Regions from separate parts of the Mus musculus genome. Here region 2 is linked to region 1. The links are chromatin contacts, found by Hi-C or POLR2A ChIA-PET in ENCODE. All regions are on one chromosome and are shown on one strand. Each heading gives the region's core, a stretch centred on a gene start or an enhancer-like site at or near the end of the contact. The rest is flanking DNA. Distances are from core to core; before and after follow the strand shown. Region 1 holds the start of B3galt6 (UDP-Gal:betaGal beta 1,3-galactosyltransferase, polypeptide 6). Region 2 holds the start of Tnfrsf18 (tumor necrosis factor receptor superfamily, member 18).

What was found. Hi-C counts contacts between places; a loop is a spot of excess contacts on that map. ChIA-PET counts read pairs that join two places held with the same protein, here RNA polymerase II (POLR2A).
Region 2: a loop to region 1 is called in a map of gastrocnemius, with 13 times the contacts of the local background. The contact joins the promoter of Tnfrsf18 here to the promoter of B3galt6 in region 1. A Hi-C loop is called at or near these places in 14 of 37 maps with a recorded cell type or tissue (CH12.LX, T-helper 1 cell, T-helper 17 cell and 6 more). POLR2A ChIA-PET finds 5 or more read pairs at or near these places in 3 of 5 experiments (Patski and embryonic stem cell).

What each region holds. Positions count from the first base shown.
Region 1 is chr4:155,990,998-155,994,929 of GRCm38, forward strand. B3galt6 (UDP-Gal:betaGal beta 1,3-galactosyltransferase, polypeptide 6) reads right to left here and starts at 1,681. Exons shown (of 1, transcript NM_080445.4): 1 at 1-1,681. The coding sequence starts at 1,619. The coding sequence ends at 642. It overlaps Sdf4 (stromal cell derived factor 4), which reads left to right and starts at 1,846. Exons shown (of 7, transcript NM_011341.5): 1 at 1,846-2,337.
Region 2 is chr4:156,024,768-156,028,463 of GRCm38, forward strand. It overlaps Tnfrsf18 (tumor necrosis factor receptor superfamily, member 18), which reads left to right and starts at 1,555. Exons shown (of 5, transcript NM_009400.3): 1 at 1,555-1,770; 2 at 2,549-2,671; 3 at 3,195-3,282; 4 at 3,454-3,656. The coding sequence starts at 1,620. All of the region lies in intron 2 of Gm16008 (predicted gene 16008), which reads right to left.

The DNA.
Region 1 (3,932 bases), core at 431-2,930:
TATCTATGCAAGCATACAATATTTATAAATAGGTCTAAGCAAACTGCATTATATTTATCAACCTCTATCCACTGAGACAAAAATTCTAACCTAGTTGACTTGAAAATCAAGTCAAACCTCATACTTGTCCATGACAAAAGATAAAAAACGGGAGACACAACAGAATGGAACTCTGTCTGAACAATACAAAGACAACTTTGACAAGTAACATTTTGAGATGAATTCAACACAGTCTGCAGGTGAGGCTGTGCAGAACAATCAAGATGGGCAGTGAGCTGCAGAGTTTGCAGAATGAGGGCACTCTAAACTCATCAAGTGAGGAGGCCCTTCCCTCACACTCCAGATGGCTGATAGGTGGCATTACATGGTCAGTGTGTGTGCATGTGTGTGTGTGTGTGCGCGCGCGTGCGCGCGCACGCGCTCAGATGCAATCTCCACATTCATAACCAGATGTCCTTGGGTAGGCCTTACACCAGACCACTAATGGCACCCTCAGTGGACTAGACATTGTTAGCTGTCTCTGGCCATCAGTCCCAAGGTCTCAACAGCAATTGGATAAACCAAGCTCAGCCCAGATCATTTATCAGATTGTTCAGGATGCTTGGCCTGTGTCAGGAGAGACCCCGGCACCTGCAGTGACATCAGGGAACGCCCTCCTTGCGCTGGCAGCACTGGGAGGGTGGAGCTGACCAGTCATAGACATAGGAAAGGCGCAACTGCACCTCATGCTTGCACAACCGGCCCTCATGCAGCAACATCTGTTGCTTCTCCAACATGTCCTCTGGGCTTTGCTTGTGTGTCACCAGATACTGATTGTTGCAGCCTCGAGATTTGTACTCCGTGTCGAAGCGTGGGTCGTGCTCCCGTTGCACATCCACTGGTGCCAGCCAGGTGCCCAGCGATACGTCTTCACTGTGCCACGCGCGCAGGTACTCGCGGCTGAGGCGCAGGTAATGCACCAGGTCCGCAGAAAGGACATAGCCACCGCCCAACGCGTAGGGCAGGTAGTAGTCGCAGAGTTGCCAGGCTGCTTCTCGCCAGCGACCTCCCGGCTTGACGCGCCCGCGCCCGGAAAAGAAGCCCCAGTAGAGGCGCCGGCGGCGTGCGGGCTCCCGTGCGCGTAGGTCCACCAGGATAGCGTCCAGGCGCGCAAAGGAGTCGTCGTCCGCCTTGAGCACGAACTCGAAGTCCACGCGCTCATCCAGCCAGGTCAGCATGGCCAGGACCTTGGCCGTGAGGTTCTCGTAGGCGTCGCGCAGGGCGGGCAGCAGCAGCAGGTCCCCGTGCTGCGCCTGCTCGAGCTCAAGAGCGCGCCGCTCCTCCGAGCCTAAGCCGCCAGTGCCCACGGCGAAGCGCGCCCACACGTCCTCGGGTCCGCCACGCCTCTCCGGTGCCAGCCACGTGCTGCGCACTGCGGTGCGGCGCTCGACCGCGCGGGGCGCACTGGCCACCAGCACCGCCAGGAAGGCCTTAGCGCGGGGCCGAGCGGCTCCGGAAGCGGAGGGCGTCTCGCCCTCGGAAGCGCAGCGCGCCAGGTACAACAGAGTGGTGCCGCAGAACGCCAGGCCGCCTAGGCCCAGCGCCACCCGGTGCCGCCAAGCGCGCCGGAATACCTTCATGCTGCGGGCGAGAGGCCGCCGAGGAGCGCAGGCGCGGACGCTGGAAGGCGCCTGCGCGACTCGGACGCTGGAAGGCGCCTGCGCGACTCGGAGGCTGGAAGGCGCCTGCGCGACTCGGAGGCTGGAAGGCGCCTGCGCGACTCGGAGACTGGAAGGCGCCTGCGCGACTCGACTCGGAGACTGGAAGGCGCCTGCGCGACTCGACTCGGAGACTGGAAGGCGCCTGCGCGACTCGGAGACTGGAAGGCTCGGAGGCTGGAAGGCGCCTGCGCGACTCGGACGCTGGAAGGCGCCTGCGCGACTCGGACGCTGGAAGGCGCCTGCGCGACTCGACTCGGACGCTGGAAGGCGCCTGCGCGACTCGGAGACTGGCGCGGCCGGTTAGGCCTGGTAACGTGGGAGGAGCCCCGAGGCGCACCGTGGCTGGGGGTTTCGACTCCCCGGAGCTGATATCCAGGGCGGCTTTGAAGGATAGGGCTGGGCCCAGAATGATTGACACGTGACCCCGCGCGCCATTCCTATTGGTTGCTTCGCAGAGGCTGCTTCCGCCCATAAGAAAGATGGCGGCTTCGAGATTCGTACCGGAGGCCGGGTGTTTTTTTCCCCACCGTTCCCGGTTGTCTTATTCGCCCCTTCCCGGAAGAAAGATGGCGGCGGCCTGAGCCGAGTTCTGCGTAAGACTTGGCGGGCGCCCAGACCCGGCGCATCAGAAGCCGGGGTGAGTGAGGGGTCCCTGCAGTCGCCGTGCGAGGGGCGGGCTTGGGAGGCCATTCGGGTAGCGTTCGAATCGCGCCAGGTCTGAGCCGGCTCGACCCCGCGGGCCGCCCTCTTCCTCGGCTGCTGCTTCCGGAACTCACTGCCGCGGGGGATCTGAGGCTCGGGGCTCTGTTACCGGCTGGCGTTGTGACCTCAACTTGTGGTCCAGCAGCATCTCTGCCTCGGTTTCCCCTTTGGTAAAACGTGCGCCATGAGTTCTAGTAGTGTGAGCTGGAAATGGAAGGCCTGGGTAAAACCTTCCTGCCCAGCCCGGGTTGGTGGGCGTTCTTCTCCGGTACTGTTCGGCGTAGTTCTTAAACCGACATTGCTTTTACTTACTGTTGTTGTTGTTGACGTTTTTCGAGACGAGCGAGCTTTCTCCGTGTAGCTCGGGCTGTGCTGGAGCTCACTCTGTAGACCAGAGTGGCTGCACTGGAACTCAGAGATCGCCTGCCTTTGCCTCCTTAGTGCTAGAATTAAAGGCTTTTTCTTTTCTTTTACTTAACTTTTTTTTTTTTCTTCCTGCCAGGCTTTATTTCTTTACATTCCTATTTTTGTGTTGCTGGAGGAGATCGAATCCAGCACCGTAAATGCTGGGCAAAGGCTCTACTACTGGGCTAAATCATCAGTCCACTACCAGCTTTTGGGCTGTTTTACACTGTTGGTTTTTAGACTTTGGTGGTCTTTTTTTTTTTCCCTTTCCTCTTTTGTTGTTGTTAGCGATAGGTTCCAGACAGGGTTTCATGTAGCCTGCCTGAACTTACTATGTAGCTGAGGCTGGCCTTGAACTATTGAGTCTACTGCCTGTAACTCGAAGCAAGCCTAGTCAGTCTGCTTGGCAAGTTCCTGGCCAACCAAGGCTTCATTGTGAGACCCTGTCTCAAAACAAAACAAAAAAGCAAAAGAAACAAAATATATAGTTTGATTTCATCAGAATTATAATGTAAGGATGGCAAAGAAGTACAGATATTCCCCCAGCCACCCTGTGTATTCCTGAAACCTAGGTGGAACTAAGTCCTGAGTAGACTGTTATAGGTACAGCAAATTTTAATTTAGAAATTAGGCCCAGGTAGAGATTAACAAATGATCATAAAACAGTTGTGACTTTGACAAATAGAATGCCATCTGACTTCGATTGATGGCAAATCAAGGGGTATCATTGTCACCTCCACTACAGGTGTCACTAGCATTCCTTTTTACTACTGGTTGGAAACTGATATGTGTAGAAGCTATGACAAGATGAAACTCCTGAGTTTCATGCCTGTTTTCTTCTCCTTGTATTCTTACACCCGTCTCCTCATCATTCCGGGGCAAATCCTTGAGCATTTCCCAGAATTCTCTCTACCCCTGCCAGATGTCCCACCTCCTATTCTCTGCCTTAGCTCATTAACCATAGGCTTTTTTATTGACAGGTGATGCTTATAATAGATTCTCTACAGCAAAGGTCAGATGCCTTAACCAAGGTCACAGAGCTCTGTGGTCAAGCTGGGGTCTGGAGAATGAGTGACCGCAGCCGTCCAATACACACTGGAATAGTGATTAGGGAGGAATGGAGTC
Region 2 (3,696 bases), core at 305-2,804, 34 kb after region 1:
CGAAGGTCAGGAGTTCAAATCCCAGCAACCACATGGTGGCTCACAACCATCCGATCACGAGATCTGACTCCCTCTTCTGGAGTGTCTGAAGACAGCTACAGTGTACTTATATATAATAAATAAATAAATAACTCTTTAAAAAAAAAAAAAAAAGAATTAAAAAAAAAAAAAAAAAAGAACCATCATTAAAAGTAAGGGTGAAAAAATTAAAGTTACACCACAGTTATATCCTGAGATGTTCAAATTCACCCTCGGTCCTCCCAACAGTCCTCACTATGTTTCCCTGTGCTTATTCAGCTGGAAGATGTGGGAAGTAAGGCTGAGTACAGCAGAGGACTCCTGACAGAGGCAGGGTTCCAGAACCGTCAGTGGCCACACGAAGAAGCTGTTAGGAGACTCCCAGCACAGCATTGGCTCTCTTTCAGACCCCAGATTAGGCACAAACTACACACAAACACCTGTTCTCACAGAGAGATTCTTTACTAAGCAGGGAAGAAAAGTTAAAGTGGTTGTTTTCTGACTCAGGCACAAAAACAGCAGCAAATGACCTTTCACATGTAATTTTTGTTTGTTTGTTTGTTTGTTTGTTTTTTGAGAAAGGGTTTCTCTGTGTAGCCCTGGCTGTCCTGGAACTCACTCTGTAGACCAGGCTGGCCTCGAACTCAGAAATCTGCCTGCCTCTGCCTCCCGAGTGCTGGGATTAAAGGCGAGCGCCACCACACCCGGCTTCACATGCAATTTTTAAGAAGAGAAAAAGGGGAGGCCTGTGTTAGAATGGATTAGGATGCAGTGGTATATTTTAATTGGGCATGTTAATTAGTTGAACCAAAGGGGTTTTTTGATTGCTGGACTTCAATACTTTGATAGCGGAACCTTGGCAGTCAGCCTCCGGAGGAGGAAATGGCCAAATAAGAGAAAAGACCTTGGTGGGCAGGTAACCCTGAGTTTAGGGGTGTAATCTAGCCAGTCAGAGAGAATGGAAGAGAAGGGCAAGGCCTGTCAGAGCCATGCTGGCCATGTTCAAGAAAATGAGGCTCACCTGTATCTGGGACTCCTTTCTTGTTGTCTAAAATTGTGTGAGGAAGTGAACAAAAGTGGCTCCAGGGAGAGCCAAGCTGGAACTGCCAAGGCTAGACCTGGGCAGGCCACACCGCCCATGGCTTCATGTACTTGCTAGGAATACCTACTTTATGATGATCTTCTTAACGAGGCATGGTGTGTGCTCTGGACTCCTCTCGCTGGCTCTCCTAGTTTCCCAGGCTTAGAGGAACTTCCTGGGGCAGAAGGGGGAAGGGGGTAGTTTTATACAATAAGGGGTGCCCACAGGTGGCAGCAGTGGCACATGTGAATGGGCATCCTTTTCCTCTGTAGCCTAGCCAGGGCGAGTTTGCTGGAGTTGGGAGAGGCATGTAGGGGTTAGGAGATGTCCAGAAAGGGGATAGCTCTGCTCTACACTTCACAGAAGGCCTTTACAAACACCTCAGATGTCTGCCGGAAACTGGAGGTGGAGCTGGCCTGAAGCCCAGTCTGAGGGGTGGGGACAGAGGCAGAGGCAGAGACAAGGCAAGTTGGAGCGGGAACTCCTGAAATCAGCCGACAGAAGACTCAGGAGAAGCACTATGGGGGCATGGGCCATGCTGTATGGAGTCTCGATGCTCTGTGTGCTGGACCTAGGTCAGCCGAGTGTAGTTGAGGAGCCTGGCTGTGGCCCTGGCAAGGTTCAGAACGGAAGTGGCAACAACACTCGCTGCTGCAGCCTGTATGCTCCAGGTAAGGCAAGGAGGAGAGTGGGACTCAGGCTGTAGAGCAGCGCCCTTCCCGACACTCATATGAGGAGGCTGGGCACAGGGCACATGTGAGTTGGTAGGTAAATCTTTGAGTCTGGAGCTCTGATAAGGAGGTAGAGGGACAACTTCCTCTCAGAATGTGGGAGCAGAGGCAAAAGAGGCTGGGAACTTCTCCCTGAAGAAGGATTGGGGATCCAAGATGAAAGAGGACCATCTGTTAGGTGGACCAAACCTTAGCCATCACTGAAGATACTCTTTGTCTGGGTTGGAGTCTCAACATTTCCTCTGGTTTGTCCACTGACTGTGACTTACAATTGTAGGTGTAGGACAGTCTGTGGACCAAAGAAGAATATCTCAGCACCTCACCTTGCCACACTTCTGGTATAGAAAGGGGCAGCTCTGAAGCCCCATGTCTCTGAGATAGAGATGTGGATATCAGTGAAGGCAGCTGATGAGGTTGTTCTAGTCCCTTGAGGGGCAATATGGGGTGAGAATGGGGCAGCATGGGCCCAGGGCCCATAGGAAGCCCCAGGTGACTCCCACATCCAATGGAACTTACGAAACCACAACTTTAGAGCAGTGGGAGGTATATATGCTAGCTGTCAGCCAACTGAAATGAAACAGTGAACTAGACAAAGCTTAGGGTCTTGCAATTGGGGTTGATTGAGAATGGAGCCATAGCACCCTAAATACTTGAAGGATCAGTAGAAGCTCTGGAGAAGGGGCTCTGTCTAATGGCTGAGGCTCTTATTCTTGTCCAGGCAAGGAGGACTGTCCAAAAGAAAGGTGCATATGTGTCACACCTGAGTACCACTGTGGAGACCCTCAGTGCAAGATCTGCAAGCACTACCCCTGCCAACCAGGCCAGAGGGTGGAGTCTCAAGGTATGTTCCTAGGGGACTGATAAAAGCCACAGACAATCATGAGTTGGACCTAGGGCCAAGCTGATATACCCAGTGAGCATGTGTAGACATGTAAGAATGTTTGCAGATAGAGCTCTCACGGGTGCATCTTCTAGGTAGGCAAAGACCTACATCCTAGATTCTAGAAGGGATAGGTGGGTCAAGTGGTCTCTGGGTACCCGAGCCCTTCTTCTTAGGCAGGAATGGTCCATCGTGAGGGTGGGGATGTCTTCTCAGGGATGTTGGTGAGAGGCTGTGGGGAGCTGCCCAGGTGCTGGTCTGCTCTCAGACTATTATTATTCTGACTATGGTCAGATCTTACCACCAATCCTGTCCGTCTTCATAGGGACCAATGTATCATGCCAGTTCTAGAATAGGCACACATGGTAAGCAATAGCTTATTCAGGCCCTAGACCTGTGGACATTAGACCTGGTGAATAGATAGACCCTTGTCTGACTCCTTCTTCATTAACTTCAGGGGTCCTAATATTCTGTCTATCCACAGGGGATATTGTGTTTGGCTTCCGGTGTGTTGCCTGTGCCATGGGCACCTTCTCCGCAGGTCGTGACGGTCACTGCAGACTTTGGACCAAGTAAGTCCTGGATGAGTAGCCTAGGCCCGTTCTAAGAAAGCCTCCCCTATCCCTTTCTTGCAGTGACCACCAGAGAACCCCCATTCTTCTCCCAAATGGCTTAGGGGACAGCAGTCCTTCTAGTGTGGTCCCTTTGGTAACCAATCCTGACAGTGTCTGTCTGTGTCCCAGCTGTTCTCAGTTTGGATTTCTCACCATGTTCCCTGGGAACAAGACCCACAATGCTGTGTGCATCCCGGAGCCACTGCCCACTGAGCAATACGGCCATTTGACTGTCATCTTCCTGGTCATGGCTGCATGCATTTTCTTCCTAACCACAGTCCAGCTCGGCCTGCACATATGGCAGCTGAGGAGGCAACACATGTGTCCTCGAGGTCAGTTGTGTCCCAGGGAAGGGGAAAATGTGTCTCAGGC